Regions from separate parts of the Homo sapiens genome. Here regions 1, 2, 3 and 5 are each linked to region 4. The links are chromatin contacts, found by Hi-C or POLR2A ChIA-PET in ENCODE. All regions are on one chromosome and are shown on one strand. The core of a region is the stretch at or near the end of the contact, and the rest is flanking DNA. Distances in the headings are between cores, read along the strand shown. Region 1 holds the start of MCCC1 (methylcrotonyl-CoA carboxylase subunit 1). Region 2 overlaps YEATS2 (YEATS domain containing 2). Region 3 overlaps MCF2L2 (MCF.2 cell line derived transforming sequence-like 2). Region 4 holds the start of SNHG33 (small nucleolar RNA host gene 33). Region 5 overlaps LAMP3 (lysosomal associated membrane protein 3).

Region 1 (5,541 bases), core at 1,122-3,621, 350 kb after region 4:
CCTCCCGGTGGGCTCGTGGTCTCGCTGGGCTCAGGAGTGAAGCTGCAGATCTTCGTGATAAGTGTTACAGCTCATAAAAGCAGCGTGGACCCAAAGAGTGAGCAGTAGCAAGATTTATTGCAAAGAGCGAAAGAACAAAGCTTCCACAGCGTGGAATGGGACCCGAGCAGGTTGCCAATGCTGGTTTGGGCAGCCTGCTTTTATTCTCTTATCTGGCCCCACCCACATCCTGCTGATTGGTAGAGCCCAGTGGCCTGTTTTGTCAGGGTGCTGATTGGTGCGTTTACAATCCCTGAGCTAGATACAAAGGTTCTCCACGTCCCCATCAGATTAGTTAGATACAGAGTTTCGACACACAGGTTCTCCAAGGCCCCACCAGAGCAGCTAGATACAGAGTGTCGATTGGTGCATTCACAAACCTTGAGCTAAACACAGGGTGCTGACTGGTGTATTTACAATCCCTGAGCTAGATATAAAGACTCTCCACGTCCCCACCAGACTCAGGAGCCCAGCTGGCTTCACCTAGTGGATCCCGCACCGGGGCTGCAGGTGGAGCTGCCTGCCAGTCCTGCGCCGCCGTGCGCTCGCATTCCTCAGCTCTTGGGTGGTCGATGGGACTGGGCGCCGTGGAGCAGGGGGTGGCGCTCATCGGGGAGGCTTGGGCCGCACAGGAGCCCATGGAGTGGGTGGGAGGTTCAGGCATGGCGGGCTGCAGGTCCCGAGCCCTGCCCCGTGGGAAGGCAGCCAAGGCCCGGCGAGAAATCGAGCGCAGCGCCGGTGGGCCAGCACTGCTGGGGGACTCAGTACACCCTCCGCAGCCACTGGCCCGGGTGCTAAGTCCCCCATTGCCCGGGGTCAGCAGGGCTGGCTGGCTGTTCCGAGTGCGGGGCCCACCAAGCCCACGCCCACCCGGAACTCCAGCTGGCCCGCAAGTGCCGCACACAGCCCCAGTTCCCGCTCGTGTCTCTCCCTCCACACCTCCCTGCAAGCTGAGGGAGTGGGCTCCGGCCTTGGCCAGCCCAGAAAGGGGCTCCCACAGTGCAGTGGGGGACTGAAGGGCTCCTCAAATGCCACCAAAGTGGGAGCCCAGGCAGGGGAGGTGCCGAGAGCAAGCGAGGGTTCTGAGGACTGCCAGCACGCTGTCACATCTCAATGGGGGGTTACAAGACATGAGCCACAGCACCCAGCGTAGTTAATATTTTATTTAGAATTTTTCCACTGATACTTACATGTGAAATTGGTCTGTCGTGTGTGTGTGCGTGATATCTTTGTTGATTTTGGTATCAAAGTTATGTTTACTTTTTAAAAAGAGTTTGGAAGACTTCCATCTTTTTTGTGCTCTGGGACAGAATTAATAGCATTTGAGTCAATTACTCATTTGTGTGGAATTTTCTTGCAAGACATGGAGGGCTTTTGTAACTTTTAGGGGTGAAGGTGAAGGTGAAAGTGGGCCATGGTGGTAGCAAGGATAGTTCTTTGATAAACTTCTCTATTTTTTCTGTGGTAACGGTTTGCTTAAATTTTGTCTCTTCCAGGATCTATTTTGATAAATTGTATTTTCTTGTAACATCATCCATTTCATCCAGAGTTTTAAGTTCACTTGAAGTTAAGCAAAATTAGCATCTTACAAATCTATAATTTGTTTCCTGTGTCTGTGATTTTCCCCTGCTTGTTTTTTAAATCATGTCAAATGTGCATTTTTCTCTATTTCTGATTAGATAACTATTTTATTTTTTGTGAACCTGTGGGTTTATTAGTCCTTTGACACTGGTTTCCTGAATTCATTTATTTATTCCTTTATCTTCCCTAATTTCTCCCTCCTGCTTTCCTCATGAAGCATCTACATGTAGTGTTTACAGTTTCTTTATTCTCTAGATGTTCCTCAGTTTGCTCTTTGACTTCCTCTTTTTCCCAATAGTCAGTTAGAATACCTGTTTTAAGCTCAGGTGGTTTAAAGATTTTCACTTTAGCTTATTTATTTTTTCATCCCTGAGAGCACTAGAGAATTGTGTATCCTGCTGTCCATCCGCATTTGGCTTCTTCCCCAGGGTTCTTCTCCCAGAAGGTGACGAGAGCGAAGAAACCCCACGGGATGCAGGAAGAAACAGTGACAGGCAACCAAGAGGGGGAGGATGGAGAAAACCCTTGCCTTAGTCAGAGCAGGCCCCAGGGGACGCAGAAACAAAGGCCACACCCCCACGAGCACGTGGCCAGACTGCCCAATCGTCGCTACTGAAGCCGGGCTCTGGTCTTTGATTGGTGTTCGTGGAGACGCCCTCACATTCTTGGATCAGCCCAAAGGTAGGCTCAGGCTCCGACGGTGGCCGGCGGGGGTCACGAGGCTTCGTAGTGGAGGAACGGGTTTGGCGTGTGGGACGCAGCTGCCTCTGTACTGGGGAGTCACGGAGTGGCCGGGCTCCAGGGACATGGCGGCGGCCTCTGCGGTGTCGGTGCTGCTGGTGGCGGCGGAGAGGAACCGGTGGCATCGTCTCCCGAGCCTGCTCCTGCCGCCGAGGTGGGTGGAGGGGCCATGGCTCAGTGGGCAGAGGCGGGAGCGAGGGGTGCACGGACCCGCGTGAGCGGTGGGAGGTGCGGCGGAACCCAGGGTCGGTGTGGGGAGGACGGTAGGAAAACCCCAGGCACTTTCGGAGGGGTTCTGCCGGCAGTCACGGCGTCGGGAGGAAGACATCCCCACCAGCCCTTCCCTTTCTCCCCGCTTCCGCACATCCACGCTTCAGCGCGCCTTTGGCTTCTGTTTTTCCATTTCTGAGGACTGGGCCCGCCATCCTCCAGGCTCCCCTCGCCGTCGCTGCAGCTCGTAGCCGTTTACATCGGGCTTTCGCAGCACCCCTTAGGTGGGAGCGTTGTTATAATCCGGTTCCGGGGAAGCCCAAAGGGATCAACGACTTCCTCAACGAAACACAGCTAGTAAGAAATGGGGCCGGGATGCCCTCAAAGCCATTTTTCAGTTCAGCTGTGCCCCATCAGGTGTCCAGTTCAGAGAAAGACTCCTGGAGTTCCTTCTCATTGTTAGAAGAGTGAAGTTGTCAAGAAGAGCAAATGTACCTTCCACAGAGCTGGGAAATTATTTTGTCAAAAACTCTTGTACCCAAGTTTGAACAACGCTATCAGATGACTCAGTCTAGCTCACCTGACTCCAGCTCTGTTTCAAATTTTGAGCTCTAAGCTTTGGTGGCAATAACTCTGGCAGTGAAAAAACCCTCAGGCTTGTAGATAGCTTTGCTTCTTTGTCTTCTTTTGCTTCATCGTTATCATCCTTCATCATTCTGGAAAGATTGACAGTTTAGTGTTCAAGGGCACAGACTCTGCAGTCAAGGCTGAGGTCTTAGTTAGCTACTCACTAGGTGTGTGACTTTGGGTAAGTTACTTAATATTTCTTCTTTAATTTCCTCACCTTGGAGATGATACGAGTACCTTGGGTTGTGAAAACTAAATGAATTAATTCATGGAATGAGGTTTAAGCACAATCTGGTACATAAGATCAGTCTATAAATGCAAACTCAACCATTTATATGAACGTTTGCTTGCTTTTATTTTCCAGAAATATTGTAGATGCCCTTTTTAGTTACTTAATTGTAGGAGTGCCCCAGAGAAACATAAGAAAGTTGTTGGAAGTTGGCGGGGCGCGGTAGCTCACGCCTGTAATCGCAGCACTTTGGGACGCCGAGGCGGGCAGATCACGAGGTCAGGAGATCGAGACCAACCTGGATAACACGGTGAAACCCCGTCTGTACTAAAAAATACAAAAAATTTAGCCGGGCGTGGTGACACGCGCCTATAGTCCCGCCTGTTAGTCCCAGCTACTCGGGAGGCTGAGGCAGGAGAATGGTGTGAACCCAGGAGGCGGAGCTTGCAGTGAGCTAAGATCACGCCACTGCACTCCAGCCTGGGCGACAGAGTAAGACTCCGTCTCAAATAAAAAATAAAAAAATAAAAAAAAAAGTTGGTGTAAGTAATGTTAATGTTCTTCTTGTTCTTCTGGTTTTTCTTTTCTTAGGCCTCCAGGGCTCTTCAGGATAGTACCATAGACCCATTTCCTGTCTTCCCTTTCAAAGCTTAGCTATTGTCTAAAGAACTATCCTCAAGTATGTCACTCTGGAGAGTGTTAGAGTTGTTAATGGCTTATAGAAGTAAAACTCTTTGCCAGGAGACTTGGTTCATGCCTGTATTTTCAGCAGTTTCTCAGCACTGTGGGATCCAAGGTGGGAGGATTGCTTGAGTTCAAGAGTTCAAGACCAGCCTGGGCAACACAGTGAGGCTTCATCTCTACAAAACATTAAAAAATTAGCCAGGCGTAGTGGCACACACTTGTAGTCACAGCTACTTGGGAGGATGAGGAGGGCGAGGACGGCCTGAGTCCAGGGGTTCCAGGCCGTAGTGAGCCATGATCACACCACTGTACTCCATCCTGGGTGACATCCCATCTCAAATAAAACAAAAACAAAAAAATCTTAACAGCACAGATAGTTTACATTATTTTTATGTTATGAATCTTTAGTAGCTCACAGAAAATAATCTCTGGTGGCAGAATTATAGACATGACAATAAGCTGGTATAGAGCTACCTTGAATCAGGGAAGCAGCTTCTTTTTTTTTTTTTGAGACGGAGTCTCGCTCTGTCGCCCAGGCCGGACTGCGGACTGCAGTGGCGCAATCTCGGCTCACTGCAAGCTCCGGGGAAGCAGCTTCTTAATCTTGTTTAAGCCATTGCTTTTAAGTTGCAGCTTAGATAATTGTGAAAAATGGAATAGATGATCAGAACATTGTTGGGATAGTGGATTACAGTTAAGTGGGATCTCTGTCTCTTTCTCCCTCTTTTTCCCTCTCTCCCTTCTTCTGTCTTCACTAGAAGATTGCAAAAGAAAGCTTTAGGTCAACAGTAGCCTTGAAACCGAATCAGTCTTAAGCTAGCTTTACCAACAAGCAACCATTTAATAGATACATCTGCCCAGAATAGGCCTTGAAACTTATCAGAAGCCTATCTGAAGAATGTAAAGGGAAGACGATGCTATGAGCTAGAAAATACCTCATAAAGATCAGGAAAGATGATCCCCCTCCTTCAGGATCAAGAAGGTAACATCAGCTGAAATGGAAAGGTGTGGGAAAGCAGCAGCCTCGTGAGGAAGCTAGCTCACGGAACTCTCCTGCCAAAGCTGTGGGTCTTCCCAGCAGCTCCTCATGGATGGCAGCATCTGAGTGTGCATTGTAGGGCAATGAGTGTATAGACGCATATAGATGTGTAGATGTCTACTGCATCTCCGCTCCAGTGAAATACTAGTCCTGCTCAACTACATAGTCATATACATAATATGTATATACTACTGCCTAGTTACATAGTTTCTAATGCACACGCTGTGCTTTTATCTTGTGCTTTGTGAATAATCTAAAATGGTTAGTTAGTCCTTTATAACCACATCTTCCAGGTATAGACAAAAAGATAGGTGGAATTGCTTCTGTAATTTGTTTGTTTCCCTGCATATGCTTTTTATTTATTTATTTATTTTTTTTTTTGAGATGGAGT
Region 2 (5,204 bases), core at 2,432-4,931, 320 kb before region 4:
AGACAACGAAAGGTCATACTAAAAATAAATGAACTAGAATTATATATATTAGTGATATATTAGTGTAAACAGACTGGAAAAATAAGAAAGCGAAAAGGGAGTTGCAGAAAAATGTAAGTAGGAATATCTTTTACGTAAACCTTCAAAACACAAACAACATCACGTTTCCTATGACTATGTATTCATGTAATAAGCGCATGGAGTGGAAGGCTACACATCAAAGCCATGACAGTGCTTGTTGCCTCTGGGAAGAACAAAGTGGACTTCAACTTTATCAGAAATGTTTTATTTGGAGAAAAAAGATCTGAAGTAAACATGAATAAGTAAATTTGGGGTGGAGGATATGGGGGTATTGATTACTTAATTCTCTACATATGTTACTGGAATTTTAGAGTATTTCTAAATTTTAAAATAAGATTATTTAGAAGGTAGAATGAAATGATAAAGCATATTCAACTGATAAGTAGGAAATTTTTGTTTTTTTGTTTTTTGTTTTTTTTTGAGACGGAGTCTCGCTCTGTCACCCAGGAAGTGGCGCAATCTCGGCTCACTGCAACCTCCGCCTCACGGGTTCATGCCATTCTCCTGCCTCAGTCTCCCGAGTAGCTGGGACTACAGGCGCCACCACGCCCAGCTAATTTTTTGTATTTTTAGTAGAAACGGGGTTTCACCGTGTTAGCCAGGACGGTCTTGATCTCCTGACCTCGTGATCCGCCCGCCTCGGCCTCCCAAAGTGCTGGGATTACAGGTGTGAGCCACCGCACCCGGCCAGAAGTTTTAAATTAAAATATTACTATACCATACACGGTTTCTGTTCAAAGACTGTGAGTTCAGTAAAATACATTTACCATGCAGTTGGATAATATAGCTGATATAAAGAAAACAGTCCCTTGGCTGGGTATGGTGGCTCGCGCCTGTAATCCCAGCACTTTAGGAGGCTGAGGCGGGCGGATCACAAGGTCAAGAGATTGAGACTGTCCTGGCCAACATGGTGAAACCTCATCTCTACTAAAATTACAAGGAATGAGCTGGGCGTGGTGGTGGGCACCCCAGCTACTCGGGAGGCTGAGGCAGCAGAATCGCTTGAACCTGGGAGTCGGAGGTTGCAGTGAGCTGAGATCGTGCCACTGCACTCTAGCCTGGCGACAGAGCAAGACTCTGTCTAAACAATAAATAAATAAAATGAAAACAGTCCCTTAATCAAATATTATAAACTATAGCGTCACAAAGAGGAAACAGTGCAGGTTTCGGTAAGCAGACAGATCTGGTTTTCCAGGTTAGTTATTTTTAGTTAGTAGCTAGGTAAGTTATTTAACCTCTCTTGAGTTTTACCATCAATCCCCTCATCTATAAAATATGGGTAACATTTACCCTCCGAATCATGAAGCAAAATGAGAAAAAGTATATAGGATGCCTAGCTAACATGACAGCTGTTGCTGCTCATCACAACACTTCAACTGAAGAATAATAATCCACAAGGGGATGTGGAGACCAGCAAAGGACAGCCAAAGGACAGACATTTGTGGCTGTCTTCCGCATTCGGCCAAGGCAGAGACCTTGATCTTAACCTCTGGATTCAGCAGGTGAAACAAATTAATCTTGAGTGAATTATACAACATGGGGATCCGCCTGCTACTTTAAAATATTCCAGGGAGATAAATTAAGATGAGTAAAATGCTGGTAATTGTTAAAACTGGGTAATAGGCATGTGGGATTCATCACACTCTTCTCCCTACTTTTCTGTATGTTTAAGGAGAGAAGAAAAGAAGAAACAGAATAAAAGAACCAATTTTAAAAAGCAAGTTAACCTAGAATGAAGACAAGAAATCACCCCCGGCTCTCCTGGTTTGGTTGAAATACCCCTTATTACCCACATCTACATCTCTGTTTTGTTGTTGTTTTTTGAGACGGAGTTTTGCTCTTGTTGCCCAGGCTGGAGTGCGGTGGCACGATCTCAGCTCACCGCAACCTCCGCCTCCTGGGTTCAAGCAATTCTCCTGCCTTTGCCTCCTGAGTAGCTGGGATTATGGGCACACGCCACCACACCTGGCTAATTTTGTATTTTTAGTAGAGACGGGGTTTCTCCATGCTGGTCAGGCTGATCTTGAACTCCCGACCTCAGGCGATCTACCTGTCTCGGCCTCCCAAAGTGCTGAGATTACAGGCACCTGGCCTTCATCTGTGTTCTAACTGCATGAACTTCATTCTGCAGGGGACCTGTAGAGTTTCTGTAGCCACAGAGCAGGGCAGGGTCATCCTCCCAGTGATGTGGAAATACGGAAACCCTTCTTACTGATCAAGAACTTTTCTGTATATTTATGAAAGAAAAAAAAAACCCTTCTTAATGTAGCAAAACTTTTTGGGAGTGTGGCAGAAACTGCTAGTTGAACCCCAATATCTATTATTTCCTTCTCCTCTCATAGTAACAGAGCCCCCAGTTTTCAGCTGGGGCAATGGCCACATGGAATCACAACTCTATTTCCCAGCCCTCCCAGACCTAGGCGTGGCCATTTGCTTTCTGGCTAACGGGATGTGTGCAGAAGTGAGAGCGACTTTCGGGCTCTGTCTGCCCTCAGCTCTCCCTCCCCCTGCTCCCTTCCTCTTGGCAAGAAGCGTGAACGTGGAGGTATGAGATGAAGTGTTTTCTTAGTCCACAAGCCGAAAGCCAAATTTTGAGAATGTCAGAGCAAAAAAAGGAAAGCCAGGGATCTAGATTCTCGATGACTGTATGAGAAATAAACTTACTTAAAGTTCTGGTGTTCAGATTTCTCTGTTGCAGTAGTTGAACTTTTCTCTTAACTAAGATAGCAGTCTTCAAACCTCCCAAACATATCAAATAACCTATTTCACAAGTTAAATTACACAGAATCTACTTTTATGTTCCTAAACAAAGAAAGCAAATAACTTAGGGAAAACAATACACACATTTTTAGACCTACTTCAATTTCTTTCCCCACATTACATGCACCTGACTTGCTTTTCCTTTCTTGTGCCAAGTGCTTCAGAGTTTTCAGGATATGACACGTAATTTCTCCAAGAACCCAGTAAAACCTGGTATCCTGCCGGGCGTGGTGGCTCATGCCTGTAATCCCAGCACTTTGGGAGGCCGAGGTGGGCGGATCATTAGAGGTCAGGAGTTTGAGACCAGCGTGATGAACATGGTAAAACCCCGTCTCTATTAAAAAATAAAAAAAATGGCCGGGCACAATGGCTCACACCTGTAATCCTAGCACTTCAGGAGGCCAAGGCGGGCAGATCACAAGGTCAGAAGTTTGAGACCAGTGTGGCCAACATAGTGAAACCCTGTCTCTACTAAAAATACAAAAAAATTAGCTAGGCATGGTGGTGGGTGCCTGTAATCCCAGCTACTTGGGAGGCTGAGTCAAGAGAATCACTTGAACCCAAGAGGCGGAGGTTGTAGTGAGCCGAGATGGCGCCACTGCTCTCCAGCCTGGGCGACAGTGCAAGACTCCAGCTCAAAAAAAAAAAATTAGCTGGGCGTGGTGGTGTGGGCCTGCGATCCCAGCTAAGGCTGAAGTAGGAGTATAGCTTGAGCCCAGGAGACAGAGGTTGCAGTGAGTCAAGACTGCACCACTGCACTCCAGCCTGGGCAACGGAGCTAGACGCTGTCTCAAAACAGAAACAAAAACCTGGTATCCCAAGTCAGCCACTGGAGGGCAGTCTTTACCAGCAGAGCTTACCCACCTTGTGCACACCGCCTGGGAGATGACTGTCACTACCTCCCTACCTTCCTTCTGGAAAACAGGAGAATGAGGAAATCTGCATTCTGTTGGGAAAAACTCTGCAGCTGATTATGGACACCACTAAGAAGGTGTAAGACCTCTTAAATAAGACTGTATTACCCAAAATTAGTTTGTTATTTTTTTAAAACAACATACTTTGGCCAGGCACAGTGGCTCATGCTTATAACCCCAACACTTTGGGAGGCTGAGGCAGGCAGACTGCTTGAGCCCAGGAGTTCAAGACCAGCCTGGGCAACATAGTGAAAACCAGTCTCTACAAAATACAGAAAACAAAACAAAACAAAAAACCTAATTGGGTGTGGTGGTATCACCTGTAGTCCTGGGAGACTGAGGTGGGATTGCTGGAGCCCAGGGAGGCTGAGACTACAGTGAGTTATGATCATAAAACAAAACAAAACAAAAAAACCCACAAGAGCAACAACCACCAAAAAACCACAACGTATTTCGGCCTAGAGCCTGAACTCACCTACTGACTTTCCTCATTCTCTTCCCATTCAATAATTCTCTCTCTGTTGCTAATTTCCTGCTAGCTTGAGAAAGCAGACACCCATTGTTTTGTATTTGTTATACACTTAACTTCGATTCATGCTTTGATTAAATGTTTCTATTTCTGCCCTCCCTGTTTCCTACACATACCTGTGGCAAGTCAGAATTTACTTCAGCAAACTGAAGGGGAAGAGTCTGTATCTGAGATTTTCCCTCCAGATATTAAAAAATATGGCTGTTTACAAGTTAAGTGCTCACTGATAACCATTACAATGGTACTTAGGCATGGATATGCCTGATACTCACATTAGTTACTATTTACTGAGCACTTGCTCTGTGCTAGGTAGGTCCTTCATATACAATCTCTAATTCTTCTACAACCCTGAAAGACCAGGGCTCAGAACCTGCACAGGTTACACCAGTAATGAGTGGCTGAGATCTGAGATTTGCAACAAGCTCTAACTGCAAAGCTCATGCTCCTTCTACTTTAACACACTGCTTCCTTCCCATATGGAACTACTTATTCCTCAGTTGTCCCTTTTCATGTCAAAGGCAGCACCTCTTCCCACTTTGAGGAAAAAGATCAGCTGTGTTTCTGTTGTCCCAAAGTTGTATGGAGGGTAAAACAGTGCCATTTTTTGCCACCCTCCTGTTTCCTGGCATATCTTTTTTTTTTTTTTTAGACAGAGTCTTGCTCTATCTCCCAGGCTGGAGTACAGTGGCGTCATCTCAGTTCACTGCAACCTTGACCTCCCAGGTTCAAACAATTCTCCTGCCTCAGCCTCCCAAGTAGCTGGGATTACAGGTGCACACCACCATGTCTGGCTAATTTTTGTATTTTTAGTAGAGACAGGGTTTCACCATGTTGGCCAGGCTGGTCTCGAACTCCTGACCTCAGGTGATCTGCCCACCTCAGCCTCCTAAAGTGCTGGAATTACAAGCATGAACCACACA
Region 3 (4,895 bases), core at 1,917-4,416, 260 kb after region 4:
TCAGGTTAGAAAGTACAGTGTGTGATCAATCATAAGCGTTGCTTTTTTTTTTTGCGATAGAGTTTCACACTTGTCGCTCAGGCTGGAGTGCAACGGCACCATCAGGGATCACTGCAACCTCCACCTCCTGGGTGCAAGTGATTCTCCTGCCTCAGCCTTCCGAGTAGCTGGGATTACAGGCTCATGCCACACCCAGCTAATTTTTGAATTTTTAGTAGAGGAGACAGGGTTTCACCATGTTGACCAGGCTGGTCTTGAACTCCTGACCTCTAGTGATCCATCCCCCTCTGCCTCCCAGAGTGCTGGGATCACAGGCATGAGCCAGCGCGCCAGGCTGTATAACACTGCTTTGATCAGGGGACTCAGTATGGCAAAAGAGAATCAGCCATAGACGTGATCACAGGACAGAGTCTTACCACTGCATTCAGAAGCTGGTGCCTGACAGAGTAGTGGGACAGCCTCTTGAGAGTGAGGCGGGGCAGCAGTTTGGACATGGCACTGCGGGGATGGAGTGCTGTCCCTCAGGATGCAGCATACAACTGAACCAATGGCTGTATTATGGTGAAGTGCCCCCAAGAGGCAGAGTATATGAATCTGGGAGCCAAGAAGTCAAATGAGTTGTGACCTTGCCCATCATGACTCTAGTGATGAACACGGGGACATTGTTTTCTCCCCATGTCTCCAACTTTAACCTCAGTGGGTCTCAACAAGGGAGATGCTTCCACTAGGGAACACAGCAAGAATCCTACTTAACTCAATCTGTGGCTGCCACCTGCCACTGCAGTTGGTCCTTGGCTGTGCTTTGTCATCATTCCCTCCTACTCATTCTAGACATCCCTCTCCCCATCAGGCACTTCTACTGGTGGCATGTATAGTGGGGGTCCTAGACTCTTATCAGGCTATGGTTCTTGGACTTGGCCATCATAGTTACAGCTGGGCATGGGAGTATTGCGAGATGTCCTAGTGGATCACCTGAGCATCAGACATGTCCCTCTCGGCCTTTGTTAAGCAGCAGCCCTACCTCCTCACCACGACTAGGACCCGTTTCTCCTTCCACTATGGTAACTGCTCTCTTTGCCTGCTGGTCTATTGACATGAGGAGAAAGGGAAAGGATTCCACGTGCCAGCTGGGATGGGGTCTGGGTAGGGGAAGGGAAGAAGGTAAGATTCAGTAAGGACCTACACAACTTCCAGATGGGACAGTCAGCAGACAGGTGGGTGTGCTGTTTACTGGCAGCTTACAGTAAAAATAAAGGGCTGGGCGCGGTGGCTCACGCCTGTAATCCCAGCACTTTGGGAGGCCGAGGCGGGAGGATCAGGAGGTCAAGAGATTGAGACCATCTTGGCCAACATGGTGAAACCCCGTCTCTACTAAAAATACAAAAATTGGCTGGGCGTGGTGGCGCATGCCTGTCGTCCCAGCTACTCGGGAGGCTGAGGCAGGAGAATCACTTGGACTCAGGAAGCGGAGGTTGCAGTGAGCTGAGATGATGCCACTGCACTCCAGCCTGGAAACAGAGCAAGACTCCATCCAAAAATAAAAAAATAATAAAATAATAAAAAAAATAAAGGTTATAAGCTAAGACTGTTTTACTGACTTGGATGGTGCTGAAAATTTTTAATTCTGAATTCACTTTGCCTCTGATTTGCAAAGTTCTGGCCATGTGAAAGACATAAAAATGAGAATAACTGTTGTACCTCAGAGCTAACAGAGGAAGAACCTGTCTGCCAGCCTTACTACAGGTCCCTCGTCGGGTACCTCAGGGTCTCCAAGGGGGCCTAGGAGCTATCCGGTATAGCACGTCATGGTTGTTTCTTTGCCAATTTTTGTGGCATTTCCTTTTGGGCCTAGATAATTTAGTTACTTTCATTATCTTTTTTTTTGTGTTATTCAAACTTATTGGGGCACTCTAGTATTTCAATGAAGAAAATAAGTTCTAGCAAACAGCCCTCTCTGGAGAGATGGTGGGTTATTTTACATATCTGACCAATTGGTTTTAACTATTTTAAGTTTCCTTTTCTGATTATTAAAGGAGTACACATGTAGAATGTCAGGAATTTAGAAAATACAGGAAAGTACAAATAAAAATACAAATCCAACATAACCAGATATAATCACCATTAATATCTTCTTGCAGACGTTGTCTATAGAAATGCATGATTTGGTCAGTTGTGGTGGCTCATGCCTGTAATCCCAACACTTTGGGAAGCCAAAGCAGGAGGATCACTTGATATCCAGGAGCTTGAGACCAGCCTGGGCAATATCGCAAGACCCCATCTCCACAAAAACTTTTGAGACGGAGTTTCACTCTTGTTGCCCAGGCTGGAGTGCAATGGCACGAACTTGGCTCACTGCAACCTCCACCTCCCAGGTTCAATTGATTCTCCTGCTTCAGTCTCCCGAGTAGCTGGGATTACAGGTGCCCACCACCACACCTCGCTAATTTTTGTGTTTTTAGTAGAGACGGCAGTTTCACCATTGTGGCCAGGCTGGTCTCAAACTCCTGACCTCAGGTGATCCGCTTGCCTCGGCCTCCCAAAGTGCTGAGATTTACAGGCATGAGCCACTGCACTGGACCTACAAAAAATTTTTTTTAAAAATTAGCTGGGCATGGTGGTGGGTGTCTGTAATCCTAGCTATTTGGCAGGCCAAGGTGAAAGGATTGCTTGAGCTCAGGAGGTTGAGGCTGCCGTAAGCCATGATTGTACCACCGCACCTCTCCTGGGCAAGAGTAAGGCCCCATTGCAAAACAAAGATATGCATGATTTTTTTTAAATGGAGCCATACTAAAATTGGGGTGACCTTATATTTTAATCTTATTGGAAATTTTCCATTAAAATTCTGATGAAATGGGCAAGGCTTTGACTGAACCAAACTAGACGTATTGGCTTGCCCTTCCCTCCTGCCACTCATCTTTGGGCTTATTCCAATCCAGAACATTTGAGGGCAGCTGGTGGCTGAGCTGGGAGGTAAAGCTAGGTTATAAAGTTTCTTTGACCTACAGCCCCTCCCTCCCCCAAGCTTCCAGCAGCTCTGAAAGTCTAAGACAGCCAGCTCAGACTGCCTTAGGAGCTGGCAGGGACTTTGACAACAGAAATGCACGGGAAAAAAAAAATGTGCCCTGAGAATGTCAACATGTGGAATCTGAAAGCAATTAATTAGATGTTCTCAAGAATGATTCACTTCCTCTTAGCCAAAGATAGGCTTGCAAATGAAATAGACGTTTCAGCTATAGACCAGCCTAAGATATCCACGTTTATACTCTGGGCCACCAAGCAAAATATTGTAACCGAGCCTAGTACCCCTGGAAACATTTTGGAACTCTCTCCTGTTGGGAGCTCTGGAGAGCTACTGGGATGGATCAGACAGAATGTGACACCATGTATTAAATCCTAGAAGACAGAGAGGGGAAATTGGTTAGCAGCACACACAACACAATGATGAAGGGCTCAAACTCAGGTCTCAAAGACCCAGCCTCAAGTGCAGCTCCATCTCTTTGGATGGATTCTATAGCCTGTCTGTGCTTAAGTTCTTTTTATCATTCATTTTACAAAATGGAGATAATACTGTACAGTCTTGCCATGAGGATTAAATGAGATGAAGCCCTTAGGCTTGCGCCTAGATCTCTGAAAGCATGGAATTGTTAGCAGTTAGTTACCCCCTGGTTCTTCCAAGTGAAAGGAAGGAAAGCCCAGGGGGTTTAGGCATTGCTTTTAAGCAGCTCACCACTTCCCACCCCCAAGTGAAAATGATATCCTTTAGTTCATGTGATAGAGATGGTCCTTAAAAAGTTGTGCATAATTGGCCAAGCGCGGTGGCTTACGCCTGTAATCCCAGCACTTTGGAAGGCCAAGGTGGGCGGATCACGTGGTCAGGAGATCGAGACCATCCTGGCCAACATGGTGAAACCCTGTCTCTACTGATATTACAAAAAAATTAGCTGGGCATGGTGGCATGCGCCTGTAGTCCCCAGCTACTCAGGAGGCTGAGGCAGGAGAATCACTTGAACCCGGGAGGCGGAGGTTGCAGTGAGCCGAGATCGTGTCACTGCACTCCAGCCTGGCAATAGAGCGAGACTCCGTCTCAAAAAAAAAAAAGAAAAAGAAAAAAAAAGTTGTGCATTGAGAAAAATCTAGTTTGAAAGACAATAAAAATAGAATTTGCCCATTTAATATCTATGGATTGAGAGCTACCGCTGAACCAGCAGGATCTACAATGGTCTCTTTGTGCCATCCACTGGACAGTAAGGGAAACACCATGATTTTGTCTTCAAAGTCTATAATTTACCAAAAATATGTATGCTGGTGAGAATAATTTCAGCTCATTACTAGGTTCACTTGTTAATAAATTTCATTCCATTTGTTTAAGCAAAATAAAAAAGCTTAGAATTCTAAGCACTAAATGTGAACACTAGATTTCCTAAACCATTCAGCTTATCTGATATGCACCAGAAAGATTGTCGACTAAGGGTTTCAAAAGAGAATACTCTCACCAGTCCTTATCTGCAGGAATTCTCATCGCCCACCTTTCCCATTCTTGTCCTTCTCCACCAATACTCCTTATGCTTATCTGATACATAGACTGAGAGTGCCCCAGAGACTCAGGGTGTATCTGCTCCAACACACCACTAGATCTTGGCTGGGACAAAAGTCGTTCCATTCATTTTCCAAGAATACAACTATCACTTAGAATTTTGCTATAATCAGCTGGGCATGGTGGCTCACGCCTGTAATCTCACACTTTGGGAGGCCAAGGCAGGTGGATCACCTGAGATCAAGAGTTCGAGACCAGCCTGACCAATATGGTGAAACCCTGTCTCTACTAAAAATACAAAAATTAGCCAGGCATAGTGGCATGTGCCTGTAGTCCCAGCTACTCTGGAGGCTGAGACAGG
Region 4 (4,856 bases), core at 1,466-3,965:
CCTAAATATCACTGGCTAAAAAAAGGCCTAGGAAAAATCAAAATAGACATTTCCTACATTATTATTCTGTGTTTAAGATGTATAAACAGGGAATAAGCTCTGCATTGACATCTCCAGGGAAGTTGTTCCGATATGTATTCACTGGTTATCATTTACCTTAAAGATAATTATCTTTCCAGTAGGAAACCATGACTTATACACAGCCTTGATCTTAATGAAGCCTATTGCTTTGTTAAAACAAGCTTTACTTCATAGCTAATACAGCAGTGAGCTCTGAAAACAGATAGCATGCAGATATCCCAAATGACAAAGATTCCCAACTAATAACACATCACTGCGGTTTTCATGTTGCACACTGCATTTAAACTTGACAACAGTGAACAGAAAAGGCATGGATCCCAGTCTACCCAGAAAGAAAGCTTCAGTTTGTCAGTCTGTTGAGATACAGTCCTATAAACCATATCTGCAACCCTAGTTTTTGTTTAATTTGAAACAAAAACTCCCTGCATACAGGGACAATAGTTAAAAAGAAGGTTCTGAATGGACAACTTTATACTAAGTCTTAAGTATGATGTTTTATATTTTTATAAAACCCGAAGTATCTGGGAAGTTAGGTCTCCCTGAGGGCAGACCTTAACTAATGACTCGGTAGAGACATAAACACACCAGCCTGCTGGTTCTCTGGTAAGGACGACTCCAGGGATTGACCATGCACACTGACTTAGAGTTAAGCAGCACTGAGCCACCTCCAGGGGAACAGGCTTAGAGCAGCTTGCTCACTGGCCTTCCTTCCCTTTCTATTCTATTTCTCTATTACCCTGTGATTTTTTCCTGGAAACTTTCTAATTATTTGCACAGGAATTCCTGTGTTAGGGTTTCCTTTGGGGCCCTAAGACACATGATATAATAAGTATTTTTAAACGGATGACTCTTATCTTTAAAAGCAGTATAACTTGCTACTTTTTTGACATATTCTTATGTAAAAGATAAAGTCACTTTGCCACTGCTGAATGTAAACAGAGAAAATTGATTTGGAAAAGTTTTAAAATTCAAATTTAAATATGAAAGATCTTCATCCTTTACCCGTGATACGTGCTACAGATATTTTCTCCCAATCCAGTTTTTTTTTTCAGTTGTCTTTTGACTTTATGATGTATTTGCCATGCTATTTGTTTTATGTGGTCAAATTTATCAACTTTTTATTTTATTGCTTATGGTTTTTTGAGTCATAGTTAGAAAGCCTTTTTCTTTTTAGTACTTGTATTGTTTCATTTTTCACATTTAGATCCCTGATCCATTTAGACTTCATTTTTGTTACGCTATAAGGTGTAGATCTAATTTTATCTTTTTCCAAATGGCCAACCAGTTGGCCCAGCTCTGTGTATTACAAAGCCCAACTCTGCTCCAATGATATGTGATAGCACCTTTATCTTTAACTTTCTACCTGCACTTGGGGTTATTTCTGGATTTTCTATTCTATTCTACTTGTCTTTTTATATTATTCACACACTAGTTCCACATCTTAATTATAGAGACTTTGTAACCTCTATAGTCATAAAACCTCTATGACTGCCTTCATAACCTGTATAATACAGTTTTAATTACAGAAACTAAAGACAAACATAACTGTAAACCAATATTGAACTCTGGCTAGTTGGTCTGTTTTTACACAGTGGTATGGGTTAGCAATTTTGAATCTACTTTTTGCACACGATTGAGCAAAAAAGTGAATATCTTGTGGATAAGGAGAGCCAGCTTTCTCACTCTCAGAAAACAGTTACAATTACAGAAAGGGCAAATCTGATTGAACCGTGAGATGCTGCACTGGAACTGAGTTAACAGTATGAAGTCAGCTGTTTTTTAAACATACATGTAGATAGATAGATATAAAACAGATATAGATGTGCCTGGATTGATGCATGTATGGATGTGTGTGGGGAGGGTGTGTGTATACATATAAATATACATGTATATATACGTACATACACACACATATGTACATAAATATGTGTGTTTGCATCTCTCTCTCTCTACATATATATATACATAAAATTTCCTAGCGTTGTCTGCTGAGACAGTCTAGAAGCGATGGCATCCTAGTAGCAACGAACACAACCTACAGCCCAGATACGGCTGTAAAATAGCATTCTCCAAAAAAAGGAACCAGGATTCTTTGGAGAAATGTCTGATTCCAAGGCAGGAGCTAAGTACAAGATGAGCCTGGAACATCTTGTGTCCTTAAACAGAGAATGACGGGGGGACATGTTAAAAGGACACGGGAACCAGAAGTAAGCAAATGAATAAACGGGGGAGAAAGGAAAGCGCTTCCTTACTATAGAAAAAGAGAAAACAGAAAAGCATTCTGTAGCTCGTACCGTGTGGGGGCGGGGGAAGACAGAGGCCTGGCTGCAGAAGGACGCCCTCTGGAAGGGGGACTGGAAGCCGAATCCCCTGACAAGCGGTCGCGGTCCTGTCTTTCCGCTCGAGCTTCGTTCTCCCTTCACCACCCACCCCGCGCCCCCACGCACCGATCCACCGCGGCTTTATGCCTCGTCACCTTGGCAACAGCAGCGGGCTCAGGCAGTGTCGCCACCAGTTTCTTGCACCCGCCAGCAGCACTGACGCTGCAGAGGTTGCCGCCATGTCCCCTCGGACCGGCCGCTTGGTGAAGTGCGGCTGCGTCTCCGTTGTCGTCCACATCACCTCCGTTCGGTGTAAAAGCCTCTTGTCCTCCTCTGGCCACCGTCCAGGTCTGAACCAAGAAATGAGCCAATCCCAGCGAGGCATTCGGGTGGGGGGCGTCACCGTTGAAACCACTCGGCTACAATCTGCCAATCGGGCTCGTGCCCGCGGGGTGTGGTCTCGGCCTCCGGGACCCTGGGGGTCTGCATCTACTCCGGGGTGATGTTGGGGGCTGGGAGGATCTGCTCTGTCCCCAGCCTCCTTAGGCCCTGGGTGTCCCTATCGCCGTTTCCGCCCAAGAACCGCAAGGGCCCACCCTATCGCAGGCTCCAGGGCAAGAAACCCTCCTCTTGACCTTCAATCTTTAGAGAACTGAGGTGAAGAAACGGGGCGGGAGACTGTCGTAGGATACAAAGGAGTGGAGAATAAAACAATGCAAAATTGTATAACATTTTCAAAATGTAAAAAAAAAAAAAAACTGATTAAGAAATCCTCTTAACCATCTCAAAACTGAGATTACTGAATATCTTAAAAATGAAAAAAAAAAGAGCAAGCTCTGCATATTAGTACCTGTGGGATATACCAATACAGTGCTTTTAAAAATTCAAAATAAAAGTAAATTAAATAATTCAGAAAAAATAGCAAGGTAAACCTAAGAAAAGCCGAAAGAAGGAATTCGTAAGAATAAAAGAAGAAAATAAAAAATAGAAATGGAAATGGGAATACTAATAAGAGATTTGAAAAAGGCAACAATAGGGTGGTTGGCTCAAGAAAGAAAGAGGAGCACATCAAAATACAAAATGATAAAGGGGAAATAACCATAGATACAGGAAAACTTAAAAGCATTGCATGATCAGTCAGTTCTACATAATAAATTTGAAAACTTGAATGAAATGGACAAGATTCCAAGAAAATATAATTTACCAAAACATTCCAGAGATAGAAATTCTAAGTAGACCAATTACCATAGAAGAAATAGATGTTGGCCGGGCGCGGTGGCTCACGCCTGTAATCCCAGCACTTTGAGAGGCCGAGGCGGGCAGATCACCCGAGGTCAGGAGTTTGAAACCAGCCTGACCAACATGGAGAAACCCTGTCTCTACTAAAAATACAAAATTAGCCGGGCGTGGTGGCACATGCCTGTAATCCCAGCTACTCGGGAGGCTGAGGCAGAATTGCTTGAACCCGGGAGGCGGAGGTTGCGGTGAGCCGAGATTGTGCCATTGCACTCCAGCCTGGGCAACAAGAGCGAAACTCGGTCTCAAAATAAAGGAAAAAAAGAAATAGATGTTATTAGAGAACTGCATTTCTCCATAGCTGAATCCACAGAAGCACCAGGCCCAAATTATTTCATAGGATAATTCTGTGAAAACTTAAGGAACAGAGAGTTGGTTGCTGTTGATTCTGCCTTAAGCACAGAAAAAAGAGGAAGCATTTCAAATTCTATTCATGAAGTGAGCATAACATTTATACCAAAGTCTCATAAAACACCCATACAGCATATACGTATACATTGACCATAGAAATTCTTACTCATGGCCGGGCGCGGTGGCTCACGCCTGTATCCTAGCACTTTGGGAGGCCAAGGCAGACAGATCACCTGAGGTCAGGAGTTCAAGACTAGCTTGGCCAACATGGTGAAACCCTGTCTCTACTAAAAATACAAAAATTAGCCAGGCTTGGTGGTGTGTGCCTGTAATCTCAGCTACCCAGGAGGCTGAAGCAGGAGAATCGCTGGAACTCGGGAGGTGGAGGCTGCAGTGAGCCAAGATCACACCACTGCACTCCAGCCTGGGAGACAGAGCAAGACTCCATCTCTAAAAAATTAAAAAAAAAAAAATTCATACTCATGAATATTACTGGAAAAATCCTAAATCAAATAAAAATTATAATAAAGTATTTCTATTTTACTAGAAATAGCTGGGTACAGTGGCTTGTGCCTGTAGTCCCAGCTACTTGTGAGGCTGAAGTGGGAGGATCCCTTGAGCCCAGGAGCTCTAGGCCAGCCTGGGCAATGTAGTGAGACCTCCCATCTCTAAACATCGTTATAAAGAAAAAGAAAAATTTGTCATCTCCAAAATGCAAAAAAGGTATTTGTTAAAATTCAACATACATTCTTGATTTTTAAAAAAACTTGTAAAATTCAGCAAATGATATTGACACAACTGGGTAGC
Region 5 (5,217 bases), core at 1,339-3,838, 330 kb after region 4:
AAGTGGATAAAAATCATGTTTCTCAAGAGATCATCTGTAATCTGGTCACTGGTCACACAAATGTTTTTTGTTTGTTTGTTTGTTTGTTTTTGAGATGGAGTTTCGCTCTTGTTGCCCAGGCTGGAGTGCAATGGTGTGATCTCGGCTCACCGCAACCTCTGCCTCCCGGGTTCAAGCAATTCTCCTGCCTCAGCCTCCCGAGTAGCTGGGATTACAGGCATGTGCCACCACGCCCGGCTAATTTTGTATTCTTAGTAGAGATGGGGTTTCTCCATGTTGGTCAGGCTGGTCTCAAACTCACGACATCAGATGATCCGCCCGCCTCGGCCTCCCAAAGTGCTGGGATTACAGGCGTGAGCCACTGTGCCCGGCTGGTCTCTTTTATGTAAGCATATCCCACTTAGCAGGGAGTATGCCTGGAGTGACTTCTTACTCAGTTCAGGAAATAAGGATTATGATTATTGAATGTTAATTACTAAGAAAATATGGTTATTTAATCTTCTGACAGTCTTACATATTATTTGCTTACTTTATAAATTAGGAAATTGCAAGGGTAAATTACCTGCCCAAGGTCACAAAGCTAGTTAATGGTGGAGTTAAAAGTCAAGCTTTGTTTGATGCCAAAGCTCATCTTCTTTCCCCTCTAGCCTGCTTTCTGGACTGCATCACCAAACCTTACCCACTGTATTGTATTTGTTTTCTCTCTTAGTGGATGAGTGCTCGTCTGACTACACAATTGTGCTTCCTGTGATTGGGGCCATCGTGGTTGGTCTCTGCCTTATGGGTATGGGTGTCTATAAAATCCGCCTAAGGTGTCAATCATCTGGATACCAGAGAATCTAATTGTTGCCCGGGGGGAATGAAAATAATGGAATTTAGAGAACTCTTTCATCCCTTCCAGGATGGATGTTGGGAAATTCCCTCAGAGTGTGGGTCCTTCAAACAATGTAAACCACCATCTTCTATTCAAATGAAGTGAGTCATGTGTGATTTAAGTTCAGGCAGCACATCAATTTCTAAATACTTTTTGTTTATTTTATGAAAGATATAGTGAGCTGTTTATTTTCTAGTTTCCTTTAGAATATTTTAGCCACTCAAAGTCAACATTTGAGATATGTTGAATTAACATAATATATGTAAAGTAGAATAAGCCTTCAAATTATAAACCAAGGGTCAATTGTAACTAATACTACTGTGTGTGCATTGAAGATTTTATTTTACCCTTGATCTTAACAAAGCCTTTGCTTTGTTATCAAATGGACTTTCAGTGCTTTTACTATCTGTGTTTTATGGTTTCATGTAACATACATATTCCTGGTGTAGCACTTAACTCCTTTTCCACTTTAAATTTGTTTTTGTTTTTTGAGACGGAGTTTCACTCTTGTCACCCAGGCTGGAGTACAGTGGCACGATCTCGGCTTATGGCAACCTCCGCCTCCCGGGTTCAAGTGATTCTCCTGCTTCAGCTTCCCGAGTAGCTGGGATTACAGGCACACACTACCACGCCTGGCTAATTTTTGTATTTTTATTATAGACGGGGTTTCACCATGTTGGCCAGACTGGTCTTGAACTCTTGACCTCAGGTGATCCACCCACCTCAGCCTCCCAAAGTGCTGGGATTACAGGCATGAGCCATTGCGCCCGGCCTTAAATGTTTTTTTTAATCATCAAAAAGAACAACATATCTCAGGTTGTCTAAGTGTTTTTATGTAAAACCAACAAAAAGAACAAATCAGCTTATATTTTTTATCTTGATGACTCCTGCTCCAGAATCGCTAGACTAAGAATTAGGTGGCTACAGATGGTAGAACTAAACAATAAGCAAGAGACAATAATAATGGCCCTTAATTATTAACAAAGTGCCAGAGTCTAGGCTAAGCACTTTATCTATATCTCATTTCATTCTCACAACTTATAGGTGAATGAGTAAACTGAGACTTAAGGGAACTGAATCACTTAAATGTCACCTGGCTAACTGATGGCAGAGCCAGAGCTTGAATTCATGTTGGTCTGACATCAAGGTCTTTGGTCTTCTCCCTACACCAAGTTACCTACAAGAACAATGACACCACACTCTGCCTGAAGGCTCACACCTCATACCAGCATACGCTCACCTTACAGGGAAATGGGTTTATCCAGGATCATGAGACATTAGGGTAGATGAAAGGAGAGCTTTGCAGATAACAAAATAGCCTATCCTTAATAAATCCTCCACTCTCTGGAAGGAGACTGAGGGGCTTTGTAAAACATTAGTCAGTTGCTCATTTTTATGGGATTGCTTAGCTGGGCTGTAAAGATGAAGGCATCAAATAAACTCAAAGTATTTTTAAATTTTTTTGATAATAGAGAAACTTCGCTAACCAACTGTTCTTTCTTGAGTGTATAGCCCCATCTTGTGGTAACTTGCTGCTTCTGCACTTCATATCCATATTTCCTATTGTTCACTTTATTCTGTAGAGCAGCCTGCCAAGAATTTTATTTCTGCTGTTTTTTTTGCTGCTAAAGAAAGGAACTAAGTCAGGATGTTAACAGAAAAGTCCACATAACCCTAGAATTCTTAGTCAAGGAATAATTCAAGTCAGCCTAGAGACCATGTTGACTTTCCTCATGTGTTTCCTTATGACTCAGTAAGTTGGCAAGGTCCTGACTTTAGTCTTAATAAAACATTGAATTGTAGTAAAGGTTTTTGTAATAAAAACTTACTTTGGAGATTTGTGCATGTCATTTATTTTTTATGATTCATTTTTGTGCTGTATAAATTTTGTTTACAATCATCTTAGGTTTTTGCTCCGATCAATAAGTTAAATCATCTTTCTATAATTTGTTTCATTCTATTCTCCATTGCCACATTATCACTTGGTAGGAATTCCTGAGAAGATAAACCACATTAAAGTTACATATGAAATGTCTCAACTCTTAGCTTAGACTGACTGCATTACTAGTTTGCTTAAATGTCGCCACGTTTGTTCATTCATTCATTTGATCAGCATTGATAAGGATTTGCTAAATGCCAGATACTCTTGTAGGAGCTGAGATAAATAAGAGGTCCTATATTAGTTACCCATAGTGATCTGAGAGAAAGAGAGAGAGGGCTGGGAGCGGTGGCTGACACCTGTAATCCCAGCACTTTGGGAGGCCGAGGCAGTCAGGTCACGAGGTCAGGAGTTTGAGACCAACCTGGCCAATATGGTGAAACTCCGTCTCTACTAAAAGTACAAACAAATTAGCTGGGCATGGTGGTGTGCACCTGTAGTCCCAGCTACTCGGGAGGCTGAGGCAGAAGAATCGCTTGATCCCGGGAGACAGAGGTTGCAGTGAGCCGAGATCATGCCACTGCACTCCAGCCTGGGCGACAGAGCGAGACTCCATCTCAAAAAAAAAGAGAGAGAGAGAGACTGACCAAGATGAAAGCCGTCATATTTTTATAACCTAATCACAGAAGAAACATACTATCGCATGTCTGTTTATGGTTCACACAAACCATCTCTGGTACACTGTGGAAGGGGACTACACAAGGGCTCGAATATCAGATTTTAGTCCATTCTGTGCCATTATCACAGAATACCACAGATTTTTTGATAACTTACAAGCAATAGAAGTTGATTTGGTCATGGTTCTGGAGCCTGGGAAGTCCAAGATGGAAGGGCCAAATCTGATGTGCATCTTCTTGCTGCCTTGTAACATGGTAAAAGGCATCACATGGTGCGAGGACACAGAAGAGAGAGCAAGAGGGGGCCCCACACTTGTAATAATAGCATTAATCCATCCACGAGGGCAGAGCCATCATGACCCCACTGCCTCTTAAAGGTCCCGCTTCTCAACACTGTTGCATTGTAGATTAAGTTTCCAACATATGGTTTGGGGGACACCTTCCAACCACAGCGCCGGGAGAGGGAGGAACCCCTGGAGGCAGCGTGGATGCTGCCTACCTCAGGTGCCTACTGTCAAGGTGAACATTGTGGAATTCGTGGTTTACTTTTTGGAGGGAACTTCAGTAAATAAATTCCAGTATATATACTAAGATAAGTGGATTAATAGGAACATATACAAGGGATGATGAGAGCAAGGCCCTTTCCAGCCTGCTTCCAACCCTGCCCCAGGTGTAGCACCTCCTCAGGAGCACAGCCTCCCAATCCCTGGTGATGAAGGTCCATTGACCACAGGGTCTGGTGTTGACCCATTGGTCTACAGCACTGACGTCACGGCTTCACCTTCCTAAAAGAAAGTAGCCAGGATGGCTCCAGCCCCTACCCAATCTGCCCCACCTTTGTTCTTCTCACACTTTTCTTGCTTTGTAAGGTCCTAGATCCCCCCTCTGGACTCCTGTTTGGGGCTCTAAGCTTGAAGGCCAAGAAGGTCTGAGGACACAAATACATGAGCCACTCCTTCCTGACCCGGGTCTTGGTTCTCTAGGATGATTTGCTGTGAGGTTTCCCTCTGCCCACTAAGTAAAAGGAATATAAACTATAAAAAGAATGGAAGAAGAATCTCTGCCAATGAAAAAAGAGTTTCATTTTATAATACTCCAGCCCCTCGCTCATCAACAAGTCCCTTCACCCCACCTTAGTGCCTCCAAGAGATGCCAATTTTGGTCAAGTGTTGGCAGGCATAAATAAGAGATGTTTAGGCCAGGTGCCATGGCTCACACCTGTAACCCTAGCACTTTGGGAGGCTGAGGCAGTTGGATCACCTGAGGTCAGGAGTTTGAGACCAGCCTGGCCAATGTTGTGAAACCCCATCTCTGCTAAAAATATAAAAATTAGCCAGGCATGGTGGTGGGCACCTGTAATCCCAGCTGTCTGGGAGGCTGAGGCAGGAGAATCATTTGAACCTGGGAGGTGAGGTTGCAGTGAGCCAAGATCGTAGGACTGCCCTCCAGCCTGGGCAACAGAGTGAGACTCTGTCTCAAAAAAAAAAAAAAAAAAAAAAAAAAAAAGAGATGTTTTATTTTGTTTTTAACTTAACTAGTTTTATATTAAGACCAAGATTGACTAAAGATAAAATTGTGAAATAAATTCTGTTATCAAAATTATAAAATCTCTTTTGCTTTCCAGATATTCCCTCATGCTGTCCTGGCAAACTTTCTTCTTAAGTGCTCATGTATTCTTCTAACTTCCTCATACCTCCACCAGCCCCACCACCCCACCCCAACATGCTTTGGCTGACCCCAACAATGTTATTCACTCACTCAATTCCATTTTTTTTTTAAACGGAGTC

What was found. A loop is a pair of places that touch in the nucleus more often than their neighbours do. ChIA-PET counts read pairs that join two places held with the same protein, here RNA polymerase II (POLR2A). Pooled maps may share reads with other maps.
Region 1: a map of ascending aorta shows a loop between it and region 4 (11-fold over the local background). The contact joins the promoter of MCCC1 here to the promoter of SNHG33 in region 4. A Hi-C loop is called at or near these places in 3 of 168 maps with a recorded cell type or tissue (ascending aorta, dorsolateral prefrontal cortex and naive thymus-derived CD4-positive, alpha-beta T cell) and 13 of 50 pooled maps. POLR2A ChIA-PET finds 5 or more read pairs at or near these places in 1 of 52 experiments (MCF 10A).
Region 2: a pooled map shows a loop between it and region 4 (7-fold over the local background). The contact joins the enhancer-like site here to the promoter of SNHG33 in region 4. A Hi-C loop is called at or near these places in 7 of 50 pooled maps. POLR2A ChIA-PET finds 5 or more read pairs at or near these places in 2 of 52 experiments (OCI-LY7 and Panc1).
Region 3: a pooled map shows a loop between it and region 4 (3-fold over the local background). The contact joins the enhancer-like site here to the promoter of SNHG33 in region 4. A Hi-C loop is called at or near these places in 5 of 50 pooled maps. POLR2A ChIA-PET finds 5 or more read pairs at or near these places in 3 of 52 experiments (H1, Panc1 and activated CD8-positive, alpha-beta memory T cell).
Region 5: a pooled map shows a loop between it and region 4 (4-fold over the local background). The contact joins the enhancer-like site here to the promoter of SNHG33 in region 4. A Hi-C loop is called at or near these places in 4 of 50 pooled maps. POLR2A ChIA-PET finds 5 or more read pairs at or near these places in 3 of 52 experiments (MCF 10A, SK-N-SH and naive thymus-derived CD4-positive, alpha-beta T cell).

The regions. Positions count from the first base shown.
Region 1 is chr3:183,096,326-183,101,866 of GRCh38, reverse strand. MCCC1 (methylcrotonyl-CoA carboxylase subunit 1) reads left to right here and starts at 2,371. Exons shown (of 19, transcript NM_020166.5): 1 at 2,371-2,515. The coding sequence starts at 2,427. RefSeq lists an enhancer at 2,306-2,445.
Region 2 is chr3:183,765,673-183,770,876 of GRCh38, reverse strand. All of the region lies in intron 15 of YEATS2 (YEATS domain containing 2), which reads right to left. Among named protein-coding and RNA genes, the nearest start is that of YEATS2-AS1, 42 kb to the left of the region's middle. Within about 2 kb of position 3,681, at least 6 of the 41 ENCODE cell types and tissues checked have a DNase peak (open chromatin) inside an H3K27ac peak, as active enhancers do.
Region 3 is chr3:183,184,127-183,189,021 of GRCh38, reverse strand. All of the region lies in intron 27 of MCF2L2 (MCF.2 cell line derived transforming sequence-like 2), which reads left to right. Among named protein-coding and RNA genes, the nearest start is that of LAMP3, 24 kb to the right of the region's middle. Within about 2 kb of position 3,166, at least 3 of the 41 ENCODE cell types and tissues checked have a DNase peak (open chromatin) inside an H3K27ac peak, as active enhancers do.
Region 4 is chr3:183,445,467-183,450,322 of GRCh38, reverse strand. It overlaps SNHG33 (small nucleolar RNA host gene 33), which reads right to left and starts at 2,715. Exons shown (of 4, transcript NR_038302.1): 1 at 2,558-2,715. RefSeq lists an enhancer at 2,513-3,048.
Region 5 is chr3:183,119,707-183,124,923 of GRCh38, reverse strand. It overlaps LAMP3 (lysosomal associated membrane protein 3), which reads left to right. Exons shown (of 6, transcript NM_014398.4): 6 at 710-2,709. The coding sequence ends at 843. Among named protein-coding and RNA genes, the nearest start is that of MCCC1, 23 kb to the right of the region's middle. Within about 2 kb of position 2,588, at least 2 of the 41 ENCODE cell types and tissues checked have a DNase peak (open chromatin) inside an H3K27ac peak, as active enhancers do.